Regions from separate parts of the Mus musculus genome. Here region 2 is linked to region 1. A link is a loop called in an ENCODE intact Hi-C map of the cell type or tissue named here. Cell type or tissue: left cerebral cortex. All regions are shown on one strand. Links, peaks and the distances in the headings refer to the core of each region. The heading gives the core; the rest is flanking DNA.

Evidence for each region. Hi-C counts contacts between places; a loop is a spot of excess contacts. Peaks named below come from ENCODE experiments on the same cell type or tissue, not always from the same donor. Only the 100,000 strongest peaks of a DNase experiment are listed, where the experiment ranks them.
Region 2: a loop joins it to region 1, with 2.9 times the contacts of the local background. A loop is called at or near these places in 9 of 42 quality-filtered maps.

Annotation. Positions count from the first base shown.
Region 1 is chr1:189,341,898-189,353,845 of GRCm38, reverse strand. A430027H14Rik (RIKEN cDNA A430027H14 gene) reads right to left here and starts at 10,795. Exons shown (of 3, transcript NR_165462.1): 1 at 10,506-10,795; 2 at 9,741-9,887; 3 at 8,954-9,379. Kcnk2 (potassium channel, subfamily K, member 2) reads left to right here and starts at 10,493. Exons shown (of 7, transcript NM_001159850.1): 1 at 10,493-10,803. The coding sequence starts at 10,758. In left cerebral cortex, for the core only: a CTCF peak has its summit at 4,441 (motif pointing right); DNase peaks (open chromatin) are centred at 8,491 and 9,037; H3K4me3 peaks cover 137 bases; H3K27ac peaks cover 464 bases.
Region 2 is chr1:189,033,734-189,045,681 of GRCm38, reverse strand. It overlaps Gm36561 (a long non-coding RNA gene), which reads right to left and starts at 10,923. Exons shown (of 3, transcript XR_373831.3): 1 at 10,781-10,923; 2 at 10,557-10,691; 3 at 6,838-7,261. In left cerebral cortex, for the core only: a CTCF peak has its summit at 5,760 (motif pointing left); DNase peaks (open chromatin) are centred at 6,150 and 8,868; H3K27ac peaks cover 677 bases.

The DNA.
Region 1 (11,948 bases), core at 1,396-9,395:
ACTGAAAAGAAACTGAACACAGTGTGTAAGGTGCATCTCAGAGAAATACGGCTCAAACTCTGGGGGACACAGCAAAGAGAAATTTTATTGAGTGCATGGTAGATGCTGGGGTGACCATTTCTAGGTCTGTTCTGTCTATTTCTGAGAGCCCCCTGCAGCCCACCCACATCCTTTCTGATAATGCTGACTGATACCCACCCACCCATTTGCTGCCTCCTGCTAAGGGTTTCACACCAGGGAGAAGTGGATGGGGCTTAACAGTCCTCTTTTCTCCACAACACGGATGAGTTTGTCCTTTCTTGGATCATGGCTGCCAGTGACCGTCACTGGCTGGCTGCTCCTTACCAGGTTCTTGCAATAGTTCAGTCACTATTCCAAGCACATCTTCACATGTGTCCTCTCTCAGGCTCATTGACGTACTGACGATGCTAACTATTTCATTTCCCTTCATCAAACAAGAAAACTAAGGCATAGGTGAGAAGTGACTAGACCTGGATGGAAATCTAGACATAATAAATGTGACCAAGTTCACCAGAGATAAGCTCACAGAAAATTTCACAAAAAAAGTTTATTCATAATGTGTAGTGAGTTGGATGTTTCAAGAAATCTAAATAAACAGTCTAACCTAAAGTTTTGAAACGGGTTTTTCATCTCCTAATGTTTCAAGAAGTATATGTCACAGGAACCTGAGGCTCAAACTACACCTTCCTTGAGATGGCTCTTGCTTCTGTCATGGTTCTGGGATTTTGTAATATAGAAATTGCTGTGTTGGTCCAAGTAGCCTTCTAGTGGGTGCTGAGACACTTCATAAGCATATCTGCATAATTGGCTGTGTTAGTTTGAGTGTGATGTTGACACATCTTGTGATTCTCACATGGATTGAGAAAAGCTTGTGACTACCTGGAGTCAACACTCTTAACTGCTTATTACCAAATCATGTCTACTGGCCCACAAAGGCAAGACTGTGGGAAGGACCAGTGAGAAGCTTTCCAGTTTGAGTGGCTGCTTAGGGGAGGTCAGGGTGCCCTCTATATCACCAAACCTTCTTCCCTTCACAAACCATCTCCCTGAAGAGTGTAGAAGCAATAGGAGAACTTTCCAGGGTAACTAGCCTTCTTCCGTTGGCTCCCAAAGCAGGCAGCCATAGGTCTGGCTATACAGCTCTGTCATGAACATCTGTGTGGGAAAGGTGCACAGGGATTAAGCGGGAACTTGGGAGAAAAATATAAGGGAGGAGGCAACTTCACCAGGGAAGGGCCTGCTCATCGTTTTCGAGACGGGAGATGAATTCGGGAACCTGCAGAAGGAGTAAGTGGATGACCTTGATCCTTGAGGGAATGCTGAGGCACGTGGTTTTGGTGGCTTTCTGCTTCTCTTAATTTGTCTCAGTAGGTGGTGTTTGAGAAGGCGCAACTGTCGGACTTGAAGGCTGATCCCATAGACAATGACTGCTCATGCTCAGACCTGGACATTTTAACTTAGTTTAATAACTATCCATATCAGCCCCACCCCACCACACTCACGAAAGAAATCCTGGCTCCCTGCTGTTTAGAGATGGCGGAACACTCATGGAGGTCTTCTGTCTTTTAGAGGCATGTATTGCACGGGTTGGAAGGGTCAAACCTGTTTCTGTCTTCTGATTCCCTCTGTGGGGTGAATGGATTCCCTTTGCGTGCATTGCGACTACAGTGCGCTCTCAATGGCTCAGAGTAAAAAAATCCAATCTGTAGGAGACGGAAGCCTTCCAGTGCTGGAGCCAAAAGTAAACCTTATCTCTTCATAGGCTGACTTATCTCTGGCATTTGTCACAGTCAGAGGAGGCTCATGACCTCAGTGACCTAACTGGTAGTAACAGTGAGGGAACCAATCAGGAATGAGGTGACTTGAGGGTGGGCTGTCTATACAGTGCAAGATCGTGTACTATCTGTGTTTATTAAGAATTTTTGGGCCTAACGGTGATTTTTTTTTCAAACACCATAGCAAACTATCACTTACTTTGAAGGCTCTGTGTTTTTTCCTTACAACCCTTGAATTTTAGACTAGAGAAGGGAGATCCTTTGAGGTACTAGCCCTGTGAGAAAGCAGTCAAATGAGACTCTTCAACACATACAAACTCATAGAATGATCACATTTTATTGTTACCCCCCCCCCCAGGGTATCTGAAGCGGTGCTGACATAAAGCCTGTGGTCAGGAGGCCTCATGACCATGTTTAGCCTGTAGACACTTTTATTTTATTTTGTTTTGTTTTCCAGTAATTGTCCATTTTCGAAATCTGTTTTTACTCAATTTGAAAATTAGAAAAATTTCTAAAATAATTTGAAAATCTGGCTTCTAAACTATTGGTAGGTCTCAGACATGGGGCCAGCGTTTCCTTCTGGCAGGAAGCAATTAAAGCTGACGGAAATGTTTGCTCCACTCCTGATGCGCACTTCATGTGCACTTGGTACCTCTGTGATGCTGTGGGCTTTGAGGTTCAGACTCCTGACTGACGCCTGAGCTCTCAATCAGTCATGCCTCTTATGGCTTCATCTCATGGGCTAGGCATAGATTTTTGTACTTATTATGTGTTAGCCATTGTGCAGTGGACCAAGCTGCCAAGGCCTCTTTATTTATGGAGTCTTGCAGGCACTGTTATAGGCTGAATTGTATTTCTCCACAATAAATTTTGGGGGAAAATAAATAAAATCTTAATATCAGCAGCACTTGGAATATGACCTCACTGGCAAATCTGGTCTTTGCAGAAGCAGTTAAGAGGAGTCATTAGAGTAGCCTGAGCTACTTCTGGTATTCTTTAAAAGCGGAAAGTGTGGATCTGGAAGTTGACCACTCAGAGGGCACATATGCTATGAAGGAAGACCAGTATACAGTGCCCAGGGCACGGGTGTGCAGTCTCCAGGCCAAGAATCACCATGGATTTTAGCCAAGTGCAGGAGCTGGCATTTGACAGAACTTACCCTGGGGAGGTGTGAGGAAGCAAGGCCTTGGGACACCTTGATTTCTGATCTTTGGGCTGCAAAGATCTATTGTTTTTAACCACCCACAGTTTTTTTTTTTTTTTTTTTTTTTGCTAGTAACAAAAGACAGTCTGAATAAATATTTAATGTCAGTGAAGTAGCAAGGAAGGGGTGCAAGGGCTGCGGTTTAAGATGCTATGTTGGGGCCAGTTGGCTGAACGTGCCTGGGAGGTAGTGGGCTTTTCTGAAGAGGGTGGGGTGTTTTAGCTAAGGTCTGATGGGTGATTGTAAGTTGTATTGGGTAGGAAAGAGGGCAGGCACAGTCTACACACTGGGAGAACTGTTGTGTGTGAAGGCATCCAGGGGAGATGTGGGTAGGACACACTCAGAAAAGCTGGAATTCAGCTGGTTGGCTGAACTAAGAGCCATGGAGCATGGCCTCTGTAGCTCATGATGCTCTCACCAGCCCATGTTGTTCAGGGAAGTTACTTGGCTTCTCTAATGCTGAGAACCCTGCTGTTCGACTCATGGTTCTTATGCTGATTAAACCACACAGGGTCTTCAGTACACTGAGGGCCCTTGGGGCAGGTTATCTGTGCTGCCTCCCTCTTCATTTTCTCTCTCTTCTCTTCGCCACTCACCTTCCTCTGCTCCCTCCTCCCCCTCCCCCTTCAAAAACATCCCCTCTCTTCTCCATCTTCCTCCTCCTCTTTCTTTTTGATAAGTCAAGGATATGCCTGGCCCTGGGTCACTGTGACTTAAATGCTGGAGACTCCAGGAAAGAAGAGTGTCCGGGGGTTTCAACATCACCACATTTTACTTTCAAAAGTTTCATGCTGTTGCAGTGTGGAAAGGGACCAATCCTTTGTGGAGAAGAGGCCGTTGGTGCAAGGCCCTGGGGAGAAGTGGCTGAAAGGCCACTCATGGAGTCTAAGTGCCCCAGCTCATATGTTAGGAAATATAGAAAATCCTTGAGCAGTCTACCCAATTTTGAATCTGATAGAAAGGCACTGCCTGTATTTTAGGATTTTCTTCTATAATAAATATGGCCTAGGGTAATACAATGTTAAATCTTCCATAAGTCTAGCATATGGCCTTAGGCGAGTTTCACATTTGCTCATTCAGTTGCAGACACAAAAAGATGTAAGGAGAGGAACTTCCGTAGGTGGGGACATCAGCAGCTTTGCTTTCTGAGCACAGCAGAACATGTCTTCAGGGAGTCACTCCTCACATTGTCTATTTGCTTGTGAAATCTCAGAGGACAGACCGGGTCGTCCCCTTCTGGAACCATAGTCCACATAGCAGACACTGTGGTCTCAAGCAAAGGCAAGCTGTTGCGCTGGCAAAGGGCCTCTGTGATGCGGGTTTCACAAGAAGGCCTACCTATGTGGAACAGCCACCAGGTACTGAAACCCACCAGGGAAGATGCAGGAGGCTGTTGTGAAAAGCCTTCCATAGGCTTGAGTTTCTGAACACTTGTTTCCCAGTAGGTGGCGCTGTTTGAGGAGGTTTAACTGTAGCTTTGTTGGAGGAAGTAGGTCACTGGGGCAGGCTTTGAGTTTAGACTGGTATGCTAGCTTTAATTTTCTCTGTCTCTACATCCTGCTGAGGTTGAAGATGTGGGCTCTCAGCTTCCAGCTCCAGGTGCCACATCTGTTGCTCGCTGCCACGTTTCTCTGCCATGATGGACTTTAACCCCCTGAAACCATAAGCCCAAATAAACTCTCCCTTCAGTAAGTTGCTTCTGGTGGTGGTGTTTTATCTCAGAAACAAAAGAGGCACCAATAAAGAAAGTCTGTGTTGAAAATGGGAAAACCAAAGCCTTTGCAAGTCACACTTTGAAGCTGAGATTTGATATGGACATAGGTTGGTGTCTACCATGATCTGCCAGCTAGTATGTTACCATCAAGACATTTTTCTCAACACTGCCAAAAACTGCCCCAGTGACCATGCATTATCCTGGTAGACTAAGCCTGGGTCCCATCTCCTGTCAAATGGTTCCCAAAGTGCAGTTCTTGGAGTATAGCATTACTGTCTCCTGAGGACTTGTGGTGCCAGCTCCCAAATCTCTCAGAAGACACAAAGCAGCAGAATCCCGAATGTGGGAGAAGCCTGTGGGGTCTACCAGCCCCTCCAGGTGGTGCTCATTCAAATTGAGGTGTGGCTTCTACACAGTGCTTGCATGGACCCTCCGCCTATCTATCTCCTTTCCTTGGTGGCTTCTAACTCCCTTTCTGATGGACACACTATAATTTTGAGCACACATAGTCTACACACACACACACACACACACACACTGGCCTTGAAGGATTGCTTTCTTCTTTTCTTTTCTTTTCTTTTCTTTTCTTTTCTTTTCTTTTCTTTTCTTTTCTTTTTGTTAGATTTATTTATTTATTTTATGTATATGAGTACATTGTTGCTATCTTCAGGCACACCAGATGAGAGATCAGATCCCATTAGAGATGGTTGTGAACCACTATATGTTTGCTGGGAATTGAACTCAGGACCTCTGGAAGAGCAGTCAGTGGTGTTAATCACTGAGCCATCTTGCCAGCCTCCAAGGATTGCCTTCTTAAAGTTGTTGTACAGCTCAGGTCTGACTGGCATTTGATACTTGCCTCTTAGAGGCCTCCTCTGTCCTCTCCTGTCACAGAACAAATCACCCCACCTGCCCAGGCTCCCCGAGCTTCCCCTATTCTCTCAGCCACCTCCTACCACAGGCCTTCGGCTAGCTCTTCTGTTGGGGAAGATCTTTCCTCACATCTGTTACATCCTCACATACATGTTCACCTCACATATATGATCACTTCTGCCCTGTAGCTTTCTTAATGACTTGCATCTACCCTCCTTAGACCACATGGTCCTTCCTATGGCTACAGAGCACTGGCTCAGTGTGCAGCAGGCACACAGTAAGCGACTGGATAGTATGCCTCATTCCTCCTCACAACTGTAGAAGACCGTTACCTAGAGGATTGAATAAATGACAAAATATGTTAAGGGAGTCAGAATCTGTTGGTGGTGTGGCTTTACCAGTAGCTCCCTCGTTTATGGGATTGGACTAATGGGTAAATTATCATATTAATACACATAAATGATGCCAGTATTTGGATCTAGAATGCCTCCCAAAGGCTCCTGTGTAGAAGGCTAAGTCCTCAGCACAGCAGTATCTGGAAGTGCTGTGGACTTGTGGGTAGTGGGGCCTGGCGGGAGATGGTTAGGTCATTGGAAGCTTGGCTCAAAGGGGCGAGACACAGGCTGCTCAGTTGTTCTCTTTGGCTTCCTTGCTTATTATGCAAGTGGTTTGGCTATGACAGTCCTGTCTTCATGAGGTCCTGCTCAGTGCTGAGGCCCATAAAAATGGACAGTGTGATTTTGTACTGGATGAAGCACTTTTTCTTTCTAGGGTAGTGGCCTCAGTGTTCCATTCTAGTAACGGGAAGATGACAGTACATACAGTGTGCATACAGCACATACACATAGTACATACATACAGTGTGCATACAGTACATACATACAGTGTGCATACATTAATACACACAGTGCATACTTACAGTACACACAGTACATACATACAGTATATTATACATACAGAACACACAGTATATACATACAGAGCACACAGTATATACATACAGTATATACTGTGTCTCTCCCTGGCCCTTCCAATCCTCTCCTATGAGTGCAGGGAACTCTCCCTGCTCTATAGATCAAGAGGCTGATCATCTGAAAAATAAAGAACTTCATCCCACTCACAATGCAGAAGCAGAGGATGTAGGACGTTCACAGATCTCTTTTGATGTGGTCAAAATGATTTAAAAAAGAAGAAGGAGGAGGAGAAGAATGCTCATTTCTTAAAGTGCCCCCCTCCCCCCCCCCGCTAAACTAGGGCATTTTGAGCAGGCTAGGATCAGAAAAGCAGAATTCACATGAAAATGAACTTCTGAATTCATGCTGCAAGTTGGAGCACTGCACATAATCTGAAAAGACCAGAGGAGGCTTGGTGGGAGCCCAGTGTCGTCGCTACATATTCTGCATTTTCCTGGGTATTAAAGAAATTAAGGCATGTCAATTAGCACCAAACCACGAGGAAGCAATCCGCTGCCCTTCAGTTACACTCCTGGTGCGGTCGGGCGGTCGGTATGGATGGAGTGTAAGGTATGATTGTTGGTAACAGGACAGTCTGCCCCATTTTCTTGTTCCTCTAGTTTAAGTGATACAGGATCTGGTCCTCCTCATATTTAAAACACCCCTATGCATGCCTTTATCATACAAAGTCCCTTAAAGAGGCAGGTGTGTTGAAGGAGGGACTGTGGAACTGCTATGGAAATGGGGGAAGAATCAGCGGTGCCTTGGGTACTCCCACAGTCCCTTCCGATTATGTGTGAAGATTAGCTTCTAGCTCCTCAGAGTAAATCTCATTGCTATTTGATGTGGCTTAGACTCTTTCCTTTCTGTCTGTGTTTCCTGTTTTAAGAGATATATTTTTAATGCAATGTGTGTGAGTGTTGGCCTGCATGTGTTTATGTGCACCAGGTTTGTGCAGCTCCCTTGGGGGTCAGAAGAGGGTGTCAGGAATCCTGGAACTGGAGTGACAGATGATTGGGAGCCACCATTTTGGTGCTGGGACCTGAACTTAGTCTGCTTCTAAACCAGCAAATGTTCTTAATGGATGATCCGGGTCTCCTGCTCCCAGGTCTCCACACAGCAACCAAAGCACCCTGTACACATAGGACATGAACAAGCTGACAGGGAGAATGGCAGCACAGTACTGGGATTGGTGGTGAGACTGAGAGTCTTCAAGTGTGGGTGGCACAGGGGCACGGGGCCACGGAGCCATGGAGCTGTGAAGCCATGAGGACATGGAGGCACAGAGGCATGGAGGGGCAGAGACATGGAACCACAGAGACATGGAGACATGGAGGGACAGAGGCTTGGAACCCTGGAGAGATGGAGGCATGGAGCCCTGGAGGGACGGATGCACAGAGGCATGGAGACACGAAGGCATGGAGGCATGGAGCTACGGAGCAATGGTGTACAGAAATACACAGGGGTACCAATCTCCTAGTGTACAGAGGTTTGTAACAAATTAGAGAAAGCAAAGAAAGGAAGGAGGGAAAGAAACTGAGTGAAAGGAAGGATAGTCTGGGGTCATTTCATCCTGGCAGCAAAATGGCATATAAGGAAACATGATTTCAAGTTGGAGAATTTGCCCCATTCCCTATATGAGTTGGGTGTCCTTGCTCAGAATTTTTTTTGGGGGGGGGGAGAGGAGAATGCTAATATTATCATTGTCAGCCCTCCTTGAACCTGGCCGCCTCCCTAGTCCTGGGTATTATAGGACCGTTGTCAGCTCTCCCAGAGCCCACAGGATAGTCTGTGACAAAGATGACACCAGGAAGAACAAGTGGTAAGATGCTGGACTAGGACTCTCCAGAAATCTCACCCAGCATGGAAGTTTTTGGCGAATGCTTGTCTGTAATGACAGGACTGCTGTGAAGACATTTTATCTGTGGAGTTAGCTCAAGATTACTCTAGACACGTAGGTGGGCGTCACCCACACGGGAGCCAGAGAGACTTCCTGGAGTCAATGAAATTGTACCTCAAGCTTCCAGTGGGCTGTAACTGCTCTGGGATTCCAGAGGGATTTGCAAGATTTAGGAGTTGTATGAGCCAAACCCCTAAAATCAATCCCCTGGGCAAGTACTTTTGCACACAGGAAGATTCTGTACACAGAATTCTACTGAAGTAATCCTTTAGTCCTATAAAGTAGGTGTGTGTGTGTGTGTGCATGTGCGTGTGCATGTGTGTGTGTTGGGAGAATCTGGCTGTTGGGCCCAGACAGGCCTGCAGTGAAATGAGCCAATGAGATGAAGCAACAGCATGACCTATGACCTAGAAGCTCTGGGAGGGTCTAAGTCTGGGAGTGAGATCAGACTCATATATTTTTAAATGACTTAAGTTACTTTTGAGACTAGGAGTCAAGAAAAACGTGCTTAAATTGGAGCAAGATGGATGCTTTATTTCATCAGACAGAACAGGTGCTGGGACTATTCTAGAGTCAGAAATAGAACAACAAGTACAAAAAAAAACCATCATTGATGTTGGAGAGTCTTGTAAACGACCTAAGAGGTTCACATTACAGCCAAGGCTGTGTCTGTGGCGTCCTTCAGATCCCTGGGAAAACACTGACTGTGTGCAAGGTGCTGGGGGCAGAAGGTGGAGGTCAGCTGGGAGTTCCTGCTGGCAAAGCTGGAGAGGGAGGGCCGGCAGTTTTAAAGTTCTTCCATGTTGAGTGAAGGCACCATCCAATCTCCTGCCCTTTCTAGGCCACTTCTGTTCCAAATCAGTTCTTGTCGCCAAGAGTGCAGCCAAGGTGTCTGGATAGAGTCGCCCAAGCTGGGGTTCTCCAAGTGCTGGGGAGGGGCTGGCCAACGAGTTCAGCCTGAGGGCTGGTGTCTTCCAGCCCCACAAAATCTGCCCACGCCCACAGCATTCAGCATCCTTAGCATCAGCCTTGGGATGGGATGGCAGGTTGTTCCAGAGAATGTAGTCTGTTTCCCTCCATCCTCCCCTGACTCAGTCATACAGTTCCTTTCGGATTCAGGAACTCCAGGCCCAAATCAAGCAGCCCTGAGAGTGCTGTGACTATTGCTTAACCCTTCCCCAGTGTAGCCTGGAACAGCTGGCACCATACTCTTGCAGTCCCCACTCTGAGGCTCACAAGGCAGCGGGATGGTATCTCTGTGCCACCCTGGTGGAGGGGCGCTAGCGAGGAAGATACTCACCTGTAGAGATCTGGGGTCTCTCTTGACACCCGGACTGGATTCGGGAAGGCATGGAAGACGCATGCATGACAGCTAGAGCAAGAGGTGGCAGGAGGACGCTGGGTGATGGGTGCAGGTGAGGCTCGAGCGGGAGGCAGGCCGAGGGCGCTGCGGGGAGGACGCATTGGCAGCTGGGGCGACGCGGACGCGCATAGGGCTGGGAGGGGTGTGCGGGGAGGCGAGCCCGGGCGGGGACACCGCAGGAGCAGGAGGAGGGAGTTCGGAAAGGAGGGAAGAGCGGCGAGGCGAGGGGAGAGTGGTGCTACGGGCCAGGCGGGCCACCCCGGGCCACACCCCCACCTTGCGGGCGCCCGGCGGGGCTCGAGCCAGGCGGGGCGCCTCACAAAGACATGCGGAGAGGGGCTGCACAGGGCCGCGGCACAAAGACACCCGGGTGCTCGGCCGCACGGGCTGCAGTGATCACCCCCTCGCTGAGCCCCGGGGCAGAGCCCAGCCGCCGGCCGAGCGCACGGAGCCAAGGGCCGAGCGCACCCAGGGCCCGCGCGGGACCCCAGGCGGCCACGCAATCGGGGTGACCCATCGCGCGCGGGGGCGTCGTCGTCCGATCCCAACTTGGCCTCGGCCTCGCCCTCTGCCCAGCCTGCCACCGCTGGTGTCCTCTCCTTCCGGCGATTTCGTTTCTTCTCACGCTCCCCCCTCTATACCCCTCCCGCCTCCAGCCCCGCTCTCCCCACCTTGTAAAACAAAGCCGGGGAAAATGCCTACCCGTGCAGCTCGGAGCGCGCAGCCCGTCTTGGAATAAGGAGTGAGTACAATGGCGTGTTGGTAAAAACAAAAAAGAAAAAAAAAAGAAAGAAAGAAAAAGAAAAGAGGAAAGAAAGAAAGAAAGAAAGAAGGAAAGAAGGAAAGAAAGAGAAAAGAAAAGAAAACAGAGAGAGAGAGAGAAAGAAAAGAAAAAAGCACCAAGTCTGTGTTAAAACAAACAAACAAACAAACATTTTGAATGCTGCATGCCTCATGCTTGCCAGCGCCTCGCGGGAGAGACCCGGCTATACTGCAGGAGGTGAGACCCTGGGCATCCATCCTGGCCCGCGCACGCTCTCCCGGGAGGGCAACGCAGGTCCCCTAGCTTCTCATCTTCCTCTCCATTCTGTGGGTTGGATGTGATTCGGGCTTGGTGACCTCAACCCCAGCACGCATACATTCCTGGCTCCGTCTTGCGCTTTTCCGCTGGTGCCTGGGGTTTTTGCGTTTGCCTCCCTCGGGTGTTGGTTTGGCGCAGCTTAAGACAGTTTCCAGAGAGGAGGGTCAGCCCTAGAGAGTAGCCCTCAAGCAGGTTGCACGGTGGCCCTGATCACACTTGTTGCCCATTGCATGGGGGACACGCAGTAGTGCTGGGGCAAACAATTAAAAGCTTGTTTCTGCTGCTGTTTTGGGGGTACTGGTGGCTGGCGGGCGGGAGAACCGATTATGGATGAGGACCAGAGACCAGGAGCTTAAAGAGGAGGACCATGGGGGAGGGGAGCGATAGTGATGGTGTGAAGGGTGTGTGGAAAGACCTGCCTCGCCTCTCACCGAACAGTAGAGGCTGGGAATCCAGTATCTAGATTAGATAGGGTTCAGGAAAGGCGCGCGCGCGGGGTGGGGGGGGGGGTGTTTTGTTTTTAAAATATTTATTCTGTATGCCACCAGATTCTATCCATTAAGTCTGCCAATTGTGCATTATCTGTTTCTGCTAATTAAATATAAGGACATAGCTTAAAAGAATTAAACTCCTTCAAGAAATTTATCAGCCCAACACACACACATACTTTGGTCACACACTGTGGTCATACATATACACACACACACTATGGTCTCTCACACACAGAAAGAGAATGGGGAGGGAGGGAGGAGGGAGGGAGGGAGGGAGGGAGGGAGGGAGGGAGGGAGAGAGAGAGAGAGAGAGAAAATAAAAGAATAAAATACATTACCATATCTGCCCTCTCTCCCCCCACCAAGTGCATCATGACAGTATCTTGGAGGAATTTCAGGCTGGGCTGGGTAACATTGGTGGTGGTTTCTAATTCTCTCTATGAAAAAGCTTTCTGAAAATCAGTACCTCTGGGGAGTGGGGGACCTTTGCTTAGAGAGGTGCTGTGGGGCTTCTTTGCTGTGATGGTTTGTTTTTGGGGGGTCTTTTGGTGTTTTGGGGGGCTCAATTTTATT
Region 2 (11,948 bases), core at 2,689-10,688, 310 kb after region 1:
CTCCTAACTTTATACCAAAGAAATTACCAATATAAGAGCCATTAACATTTCCTTGTGTAGCCCAAACTCTGGATTCTTGATGCATCCAAACTCAGGAGTGCAGGGAAAGCCTAAGGGATTCAGTGAATTCGTGTCATTTTGTCTTCAAGAAAATGTAGTAGGTGACAGAGACTCCTCAATTGGTACAGCTGTCCTCACTTGGGGACAACCATAAAAATAGCACTGATAATGTACTAGTATTAGAACTAACTTTAAATTCCTTTATATGGCCTTTAATTCTGAGAATGAATCATAGGTCTCAGAAGAACTTGTGTCAGTATTCATTTGAGTGTGGAAAAGAGCATTTTAGATCGATTAGAATCGGTCCATAACAAGTGCTAACTTTAACTGTACTCGAAATCACCAGGGTTTGACTTCTTGGGAATAAGCAAGGCTAAAATTTTGATTTTCACCCCAGGTTATTTTGTACAGAATCTCCATTCCAAATTCCACACTCAAAGTCAAGTTCAAAGCTCAAGACTGCTGGGTGTCGAGGAGGGAGCTGACATCAGCGGTGAGCACAGGGCAGCAAAGAGACAAGGTTGCAGTGCATATTGTGTATTGGTGCCTGGGATCAGAGAGGCTGTAGGACAAGAAGGGGGGTTAAGAATCAGGACCTCCAGGTACCGTGAGGCTGGGCAAGAAGACTTGTATAAAGTTCCTGGTTTTGAAAATTTTATGTTAATCCAACCTTCTATATATCCTTGAAGATATATAGAAGTAGTTGGAGCCCCAGAAGCCATAGTTTCTTGCCTCTTTCATAGTCTCTGATGGAATTCTAATTGTGCAGTAATGTTATAAATTCATTCTCACTCTATACTGGCTTGGAAAGATGGTGTTTGCGAATAGGTCGTAGGACATTTTCCTGACTCATTTCATCACAGTGGGAAGATTGTCAACTGCCATAAACACCTGGTCGTGTACTCTCTTTAGTTAACCAGCTTTCGTTTAACTAAATGTTCATGAAACATATTTGGTTTTTACATTGCAGTTTTTAAATACAGCAATATACTTTTATTTCTAGAAAAAAATCATTGTTGTGCCAGTTGTTAGCAAGCAACATAGTAATAACAAAAAAGAAAGGCATGGGTTAGAAGTCTGAATCTACAGTTCCCTAGTGTCTCTCTCCAGATGGAGTATCTAACCTCTCAGAGAGCTTTTTCTCAACTGTAAGCCAAGAGAGAGCCAAGTGCCTGTTGACCATTGCTGTACCATGAACACACTTAGCATCATGTGGTTTTCATAACAAATATTTGGCTAAAATACATAAATTCATAGGAATATGAGCAGTGCTTGATTGGGCAAAGAAATTCCTTGTGAGGGGAAAGATGGAGAGAGATTTAAATGTGCAAGGGGGTTCCTTGTATAGAAGTCTACTTAATACTGGTAAGTATGCTCTGTGAGCCTTCTGATTAAGAAAATGGATTTGCAAGTTTTTGGTGGCTCTTTGCTGTTCAGCAGAGGTGGGAGAGCTGAGTGTTTGGCTCCCAAGTGTGGTGTCTTCAACTAACAGATGTATCTCCTCCCAGCCTCAAGACTCTGCCAGGCAGTGGTTTTGCTTTCTCTCCCTCTTCTCTAGGCCACTTCTCTGTGATTGGTGGAGGACTTCTGTTTCTATGTCAGTTTTTCTTGATACCCCGGCTTCTTCCATCATCTTTTAAGGAGACCTCACAGTGCCTTGAGGACGCTAGTCTTGTCGCGCATCAATGTACTCTATGGTAATAATGATAACTAATTTTTTTATTGGACTTTGAGCCCAGTGTCAGGCTTCAAAGAACCTCGCCAGTAAACATTACCCCCACTTAAAAATGTTTTTAAGTGAGAAATTGATTTTTTTTTCTTTCATTTTGCTCTTTGCAAAGCATTTTGCTAAGGGAGCTAAGCAACAACTCAAGTCTATCCGGGTTCAGAAGCAGTTCCTTTTGACGACTGGAATCATGACCTTCACTCTCGTGACCTTCACCTTCCACTGGAATGTGTTTCTTCATTTCCAGACCACTGCTGCGTGAACCTCATCACCGTCTAATCTGGCGTGTTCTCTGGACATTATGCTGTGACATTTCTAACAGCCCAGCTTCTCTCCTACTCTCTGTCACCCCGAATAAGCCTCCCCTTCAAGTTCAGTTTTTTTGGCTACCATTTCTTCAACCTGTCTTCTCCTCCCTCCATTGGCTGGAATCTCGCTAATAAGGTGATGCAGAGGCTTTCAGTTAAGTCCTCTCAGATTGACAAAACTAATTTGCATTGCCAGTTTCCACTCGACAGTTTTCTCCGCTGCAACCACAGGGTGACAAGTTGTGCTGAAAGGTGTATGGAGTTAGCACATTATCCAGCAGGCATGCATTTATTTTGAAGCTGCGCTACAGTAGGCACTATAAAGGGAGGCTCATATCCAATCTATCTCGAAAAGGCACTGGTTTGGTAGGAAACATGCATGTTCACATCCTTAACACTTTGGTGAAGGTAGATAAAGGGCCATTTATATCCAAGAGGTCAAAGGGTATAAAACCATGTTATTAGATGGTCACTGTGTTTATTAGGGTGACTGTTGCTGTGATGAAACACCATGACCAAAGCAACTTGGGAAGGAGAGAGCGTATTTTCTTCACAGTGTCATAGGACAGTTCATCATTAAAAGCAGAGAGGGCAGGAACTCAAGCAGAGCAAGAACCTAGAGGCAGGAGCTGATGCAGAGGCCATGGAAGGATGCTGCTTACTGGCTTGCTCAAACCCTCATGGTTTGCTCAACCCGCTTGCTTATAGAACCCAGGACAACGAGCCTAGGGATGACACCACCCACAAGGACTGGGCCCTCTCCCATCAATCACTATTAAGAAAATGCCCTGCCTGCTACATGATCGTGTGGATGCATTTTTCTCCTTTGAGGCACTCTCGTCTCAGAAGACTTTTGTGTCAGGTTGGCGTAGAACTATTCAGCCGAGTCGCCCATGACAACAGTTAAACTAGCACAAATGTGGAGGATCCAAGAAAAACCAAGGGTTCTGTCAGAGTCTCACACTGTTGAGGGAAGTATGGCTGTGTAACCAGGAAGCCGGAGTTAGAGTTGAAACACAGGGACAACTGTTGACAGGAGCCACCACTGGCCTTCTTCTAACAACGCTAAACTTCCTTCGGGAACTCATCTTTCTGTCATTCTGCCCAAAGCTGATACCAAAACGGTGACTAAGAAAACTTTAATGAGAGCTTTCTGAAAACAAACCCTCTTCTTGCAACTGAACTTGAACCACTCCAATCTTTGGGCCATCGTGCACACACAGTCTGAGAATAAAGTCTGTGTGTGACAGGTGGCTTTTTGAGTAAGTCAGGTTTCTCATGGAACTGCCTAAATCCCAAATTAAGCTGTGATTGACACCTGCCCTGTCCTAGGCCCATTTGAGCTCCCAAATTAAGCTATAACTGGCACCTACCCTGTCCTGGGCAAGTCTTAGGGTTCATGAATCATTTAATTTCTTTTCTCTGTCCTTATGCAGTTTGATTTGATTTTCTTCTGTTACTTTTAACTGAAAGAGATCTAGCTAGACAAGTATAGCCGAGAGAGAAGACAGAGCCGGGTGGATGAGCCGTAGCATCGCCTACAAATCAGACAAGACTATTTAGGCAGATTATCTAAACTAGGTTCCAGATTCGAACTCATATCCTGTGTAATTGGAGACAAGTCACTTACTGTCTCTGTACCTTAACTTCTTCTTACAGAAAATGAGATGAGTGGTTTTTTTCTACCTCACACATGTTACTAGGATTAGACAGAACAATCTCACATTGGTCAGATTGAGATAATCTGAGAGTGGCAGTGGGGGCTGGAGTAGTAAGGATTTTCACTTGAAAAAAAAAAAGGTGTATTTTTTTCCCTTTGAAAAGTGAAACAACGGTATAAAAAAAAAAAATCAGGAGGAATAGCCAGGCTGAGCGTGGCAAGGAGCTGACGAGGAGTTGAGTGAGCTCCAGCCTTGAGCTCCAGCCAATGGTGAGAGGAACAGAGAATGAAGATAACCAGAAGGAACCTTTTATGAAGACCAGTCCATAAGCCGGTCAAGGCGGCATCTGAATCATGGTCTTGTGCCAAGACCTGGAGCACAGGAAGCTGTAGTTTACCGGTGTATGAGGAACGAGTGTGTGAGGAACAAAAGGCAAAGGCGGGACTGGAGGCAGGGGAAGGACATATGAGGGAGTCCTTCTCAGCTCAGGGAGGACGATCGACTTCCTCTTACCCGGGACTGTATCCTGTTCCTCTAAAAGCACCTCTGAGGCGCTTTCCTGTCATTTATGGTGTTTTCTCCCCCAGGTTGGAGGAGAAGGAAGTGTTTTGCATGCACGTGTCCATCTCTGGGTAGTAAATGCTACAAATACGCACACCGTGATTCTAAATCTCATCTCCTGTTCTGTGATGAAAGACAGAGGGGGGGGGAAATATTTATGCCTTGCTACTATAGACAGAAACACAGACACTAGCAAGATTTAGAACAGAACCAAAACATCCAAGAGACGAATGAATGAGCATAAAATATTCAAGGCATGCTCCAACTGTATTAGAACATTAACACACACCTCTCAAGCTCTTTACGTATTCTAAGCTATGCACACAAAAAATGTCTGCTATGGTAATCGTTTGTATTCACAGAAATATGGAGGCAATCATAATCGTCTATCAGTAATAGAATAGTTGAAAAATCACCCCGGGGTGTAAAAAGTCTATTTTAATGTCATTTAAATGTCCTCTAAGAGTGAATTTACTTCATAATTTTAAAACACCTTCAGCGAATCAGGTGGAACCCAGGGTCTTTAGCAAACTCTGCACATTTCTACCACCAAGCTATGTCATCAGTCCTAGAAAGTGTTATGTGCTATTTGTATGGAGGACCGTGCCCAGAATCCTAGCATTTGGTAGGTAGAGGCAGGCAGAGTACAAGTTAGAGATCAGCCTGGGCTATATAGCAAAACTATCCCAAGAAATAATGAAAGGGGGAAGGAGCAATAATAATTTTATAAAATGTAGCATATGAAAATTTAAGCTATTTATCTATTTTATGGAAAGGCATTGATAGTATGGAGCCCTTAAATGGTTAAAACCCACAAATTGTCTAGGTCATGGGTGCTTTGGATTTTTTGTTTTGAGACAGGGTCTCTTGTAGATCAGGCTAGCCTTAAATATACAGTCAATGGTATCCTTGACTTTGTATCCCTTGTCTCTACATTCCAAGTGTTAAGGTTATGGGTATGTATAATCATACCAAGATTTAGAATTTCTTTTTTTTTTTTTAACTATGAGGCCTGGGAGTGTAGCTAAATTGGTAAGCTGCTTGCCTAGAACACAATCCAGCATTATAGAAGCCATGTGTGATAGTTTCAAAATATAGCTTATGCATGTATGAAATTCTCTAATAATAAAAACACTATACTTTGAAAAGCCAGTTTTTAAGGGCCCCTTTTCTATAGACTTGCCCTTGAACTGTTTATCAAGTGGTTATTTCTTCCAACAAAGATTGTGGACTGAATCAATGCTGATAAAGTTCTCTATCATGCCAATTCAGCACAGAAACACTAAATGATTGTGGTGATACTTTACTTAAAATATTTTTTAAATGTGGCTGGAAAGATGGTTCAGTGGCTATGAGCACTGGCTGCTCTTGCAGATGACCTGGGTTCAGTTGTCAGCACCAGCGGGGTGACTCACAACCACCTGTAACTCCAGTTTCATGGGCTCCAATGACCTCTTCTGGCCTCTGTAGACACTGCATGTGGTATTTTTTTTTTAAATCATTTCTTTACATTGTTATTCTTAACTGTTTAAAATGGCATATGTATGACATATACACTGGAAGAGTAAGGGATTCTCATAAGCCAGATGAAAGTTTGTCACTTGCTTTTTTTCTCCCTGACTTGGGTAAACTCATCATTCATGCTTTAAACCTGAAGCACCATATGAAGTAAATTCTGTTCTAAGCAGCTAGAAGATGCCAAAAAGATTTCCTTAAGTATTCTTAGAGAGTGGCGTGACAAGTGTGGCCCACGGAGCAGCTGAGTAGAGTGGGCTGTGGCGGTATGTGTCAGCTCAACATGAGCTAGAGTCAGCAGGGAGGAGGGAACCACAGTTCCGATTTTGCCTCTATCAGACTGGCCTGTGGGCAGGTCTTTGGGTATTCTCTTGATGAATGGTAGATGTGTGAGATCCCAGCACACTGTGGGTGGTGCCATCTGAGTAGGTAGGTGTTTCTGGGTTGTGTAAGAAAGGAGACTGAGCAAGGCATGAGGAACAAGCCAGTAATCGGTGTGCCTCCATTGCCTCTGCTTCAGTTCCTGCCTCCAGGTTCCTGTCCTGGCGTCACTTTGTGATGGACTTCACTGTCCACTGAAAGAAACCCTTTGTCCCCCAAGCTGCTTTTGGTCATTCTTTATATCACATCAATAGAAAGTAAAGCAGGACCTGGGCTTTAATAACAAATTTCTTGGCTTGCTAGCATTGTGTCTCATAAATAGTGTGTTCCTATACAGATGAAACGAGTAACAAGAACAAAACGTCCTTAGGATTAGGGATGAGATCTCCACCTTTTATTGTCCTAGAAATAAAAATTGGAGTCAATATTAGAAGCAAAAGCAGGGCTCCCAACATACCACTGCAATAAATAAGGTATTTATATTGTGCCTCAAATCCTCCATACAGCTGAGGACCTTAGCCAAGCACTGCGTGGGAAATGGTTAATAAACTGAGTACATTTTAGATACCATCCATCTTAGTTAGGATTTTACTGCTGTGAAAAGACACTATGACCAAGGCAACTCTTATAAGGACAACATTTAATTGGGGCTGGTTTACAGGTTCAGAGGTTCAGTCCATTATCATCAAGGCAGGAACATGGCAGCATCCAGGCAGGCATGGTGTAGGAAGAGCTGAGAGTTCTACATACATCTTCATCTGAAGGCAGCTAGCAGAATACTGACTTCCAGGCAGCTAGGATGAGGGTCTTAAAGCCCACAGTGATACACCTATTCCAACAGGGCCACAGCTTCTAACAGTGCCACTCCCTGGGGCGAGCATATATAAACCATCACAGCATCAGCCCTTTATTTAGACACAGCATCTGTGCTTGACAATATGGAGACTGTGGGAAGGGAGTACTGTAAACATGAGCCCTTTTGTTCATGTTAAATGTAGAACCATCTCCCGTGTCTTGAGAAATTTCCATCACACGAAACTATATTATTCCTAAATAAGGAAATTAAGAAGACAATAATGTTGCTAATTTAAACGAAGAAAGGAAGGACTAAGACGACCAGCCAGTACAAGCAGCATAACGTTTAGTATCTAACTCAGATATACACATATTAAATAAGTCTGCCCCATGTTGTTCAGTTCTCTTATGTTTCCTTCTGTAACCCTGAGAAGCAAAATATGTGTTCTCCAATCTCCTATGAGAATGGAATGTAGCGTATGATAGTCATGTGACCTTGGGTAGCCAATCAGATGCATAAGTTCAGACTCAGATCAGAAGCAGCAAGACCAATAACACCAGCATCAACATCTGGTTTCCATGGAAACAGTGATGTAGTTGTCACTGCAATGAAAGCTTTATCATGCTGTGTCCAGTAACACAGACGCAGTAACCACTCCCACAGATTCAGAGCACACTGCCCACCTGACTTCCTCATCTTGAACTTCCGAGTCATGGGTCAACATCTCCTCAATGCATTCCCTCTCTGTTTAAATTGTCCGGAGGGACTTTTTTCTTTTTTCCCTTTTGAAACACTGTTTACAAATGAAAAGGGATTTAGGGAAAAATTTTTAAAAAGAATGTAAACATGCAAATGGAATGTATATTCATCCTGCTCCTAGCAGCATGGTGTCCGGAGCACGAAGAGGTGAGCAGCATTGAGCTTGCGGCCCAGCTGGGCCACCCACTGCCCAGTGACCTGCTCCCTTCTGGGAGATCAGCAATGCCTTAGTGTTATTCTCAGAACACTGCTTTGAATTTTAAGTGAGTCGATACTGAGAACAGGGCCCGGTACAGATAAAAAAGCACATGCATGTTTAAACACAAAAACAAAACACCACTTACAATGTCAAGTTATGTTTAGAGGCAAAGCCAGTCACCTGTGATATCACTGCCGTGGCTTTTCCTCCGGGTGTTAGGAAAGGGTCTTGGAGGAACACTCAATGTGAAATAAGTCATCCTGTGACTGACAAGGGCTAGAACAAGCTAATTACCTTCAATACTCACATTCATGCATTCTGCACTGCAGAATCTATTAAGCTGGTGAACTTTGCTAGTGTTCGAAGAGGAATAGGAGATGTTCAAAAGGTCTGTGTATCATAAAACATCCCCCAGCCTATTAGTTAAGGTTCCAGTGTTGATTATTAATAGACCATGTACAAAAAGTGTTCATGGGGTGATCAGGTGACTTGAATGTTGTTATCAGATTAATAGAAGGGAGTTGGGGGGGGGTTGTTTTGGATTGTTTTGTTTTGAGGCAATGCCAACTGCAGGGCAGGTTCCTGATCTTCCCACCTCCACCCCCGCCCTCCAAGAGCTGGGATTACAGATGTGTGCCACCAGGATTACAGATGTGTGCCACCACGCTTAGGCTATGTGGTGCTGGATTTGGAGTCCAGGCCTGTGCACGCCAGGAAAGCACACCCCAGTTGAGCCACTGGGGTGTAGGAATGTTCTCAGTTGAGCCACATTCCTAGCCCTCAAGAAGAGTTTTCTATGGAATCCAATAGAATTTCACACTCTGGGGTAACAGCTTCTAGATGTGTCAATGATGAGAGGCAAGGTAATGACACGCCCTGGAAGAAGGGAGAAGGCTGATTCTGTGACACGTGAGGCTGAGAACAGAACCAGAGACTGTAGAAAAGTACTAGGAGTACATCAAATGATGTAAGGAAGATGTTGGGGAGGGGTTTACCCAGGACTGGAGGTTCCTTGCAACTGATTCACTAGAGAAACAGTCTCAGAAAGTCTCCTCTTCACTGTGACAGTGCTCTACTTAGAAAACCTGGGGAGGGCGAAGGATGATGCAAATGAAGAAAGTAGCAGGAATGAACATCAGTTGGGCTTAGGATTCCTTTTGGTCCTGTCTACCTTGCCCCATAGCAGGGGACTTGAAGACCATCAGTCACCCACTAGAAACAAAGAATCCACAGGAAACACTTCACCAATATCAAAGACAGACATGTGGGTAGGAAATGTACACTCTTAGAGTCAAGGAAAGAGGAACAAACTTGTTAAATTCTTCATGTGTCCCTTGTTAATATGAGATATATGAAATAACTTATAAAAGAAAAGGTTTGTGAGGCTGAAGAGATGGCTCAGCTGTTAGAGTCCATAGCTGCTCTAGCAGAAAACAAAAGTTCAGGTCCCAGTACCCACAGTGAGCAGCTCATAAATGCCTATAACTCAGCTCGGGGGGGGGGGGGGGGGGGGCGGCTGATGCTCTCTTCTGGCCTCTGCAGGCAAGTGTGTACATATATACTAGAGACACATGCACATGCCTACGCATGCACAAATGACTGTATGCATGTGCACGTATGAGCCTTGCATGGTATTTAGCACCCAAGACAGACAAATCCTTCTGTTGACAATTTGGAAAACTAATTTTGATAAATGTTTTCTTTATAACAGTGGTTTGGTTTCAGGCAGGATTAGAGTCAGAAACTTGCAACGGAATCCATAGGTAGGTAGGTAGATAGATAGGTAGATAGATAGCTAGACAGACAGACAGATAGATATGTAGGTAGATGATAGATAGACATACAGATATGTAGACAAAGAAAGACATTGATGCTGTTACATTTCTCTAAAGACTTTCGTTCATCTTTAAATCATTTAGCTCATTTGTTGTGCTTGAAATTAGATTTGTTTCTACCAAAGAGTAAATAAAGCAGTCAGCTCATTTAGTGTTTTTTAACAGCCACTGTGCTAGCTACTTCTAAGTCACTGAATAAAATACCAGACAGACAGACAGACAGCCTGGCCTGCCTCGACTCTGCCTGACAGGCAGGCTTTCACAAAAGCAGGCAAAATGGCTCCTGACTGACAGACAGACAGACAGACAGATGCTGAGGATGAAGGGTTGGTTTCAAAAGGTTCAATCCATCGTGGCAAGGAAGGTGATAACAGTAAAATGAACTAATGCTCTCCTGGTAAGGATCTTTAACAAACAAACAAACAAACAAAAAGCCTCCTCTCATACAGAAGGCATCATAGAAAAACATCTGAAGGCTTGTTAAAAGTTAATGCTTACATCTTTTTACCCAGGGAGACAAAATAGATTAAAGAATTTTTAAAACATTGATGTATCTGACTTTACTGTCCAGTTAATCTTGGCGACCAAGGAGGTTCCTCAGCTCCCATTCAAGCCTGTTTTTCCAGCTTCTAAGTTAAAGACCACAATATTTTAGGGGTGATGTGTGGTCTCACTGTTTACTTCTCTGGTCTGCTCTACCTATTAAGTAAATGAACACCAAAGCACAGTAAAGATGGATACTGCACTGCTCTCACCCAGTAAAATCGCCAATTCATTCTTCATTCTTCTTTCTCTTTCTGTTTTGCTCTTAGATCCATGAGGGGATACAGTTTCTACTGGCATAGAAAGCTCCTTGTCAATGCTGAATGAAGCTTCCTGGGCTGTCTCTCCTGTGTAAAACAGAATTGTTAATAAGAGATCATTGACTGAGACCTGACAGCCTCCATTATTGATGGCTATGCGCTCCTAAACTACTAACCATTATTTCTGCTACGTTAATAGATGCTCAGCCCCTTCAGCTGAGAGATCTCTCATCTCGGTACGCTTGGTACTCACATCCTCTCTCTCACCTTGGCACCCATTGCCAGAACAGAAGCAGCCCTCACAAAACAAGTAGATTTAGAACAGGAGTGGATTAGCTTCCAGAGTGTTACCTGGTAACCACCAACAGGGGCCTCTCTGTTTGATGCTTTGCCAAGTCCCATGGGTTTGTTTGTTAACCAAAAGATTAGGAGTCCTCCCTGTCTCCCTAGAATTTTAAATCTTGTTGGAGAAAGATAATTATCTCTCTTCAACAGTAATGATTAAACAAAACAAAACAAAAAAATAACCCTCAGTTTGTCCCAAGTTGACTTTTAAATTTTGACTATTAACACAACTGTTTAAAATACTAACTGTATTTTTCCATGCCTGTCTCCTACCAAACAGTAATGACTGACTAGATTTTTTTTTCAGCAAAGAGAGAGTAGATTTTGAAACAGCCTACTAAAGCAATGTCTGAGCTACTTACGCAAAGAGTTAGGTGTGGATGCCTGAATTATTTAAGGGGGCATGAAAGTAGAGGAAACCTGTTTTTAAATCTTTGCTGATCCAGAGACGAATAGAGACGGAGTTTGGTGCTGGCACCTCAATAAGCTCACAAGTGATCATCACTCTGAGCCACAGTGAACCGCTCCGGTTCCAACTCATTGCATCATTTGGTCCTCTCCAAGCTTCAAACAGTGTAACCTCTCTCCTGCCAATCAAAGGCTATGTGTGAGTGATCCTCAGGATGCCTTGAAAGAACTCCAATTACACCCACAAAAATGACTAAAAGCAAGGTTTCTTAGTCTTCTAGAGGGTTGCTGTTCTCCTGAAGATACTTTGTTTGACAGATTAATCATCGTGTATAGTTAAGACGGTGACAACAACTAACCACACACTTGAAAACAGCTAGGGAAGGGTCTGAAGGTTCCAGCATGAAGAAATGGAGCCATGTCTTCAGCTGCCACAAGTTGGTGTGAACATGCAATATCATCTTTCTCTGTCTGGTTTATTTTACTTAATGCAATACCCATCCATGTAGCCATTAATGAAGGGTTTAATCCTTGCCCACACTTAAATGATATTCCTTTGTGTATACAGATCAACTTTTTATCTGTTCTTCG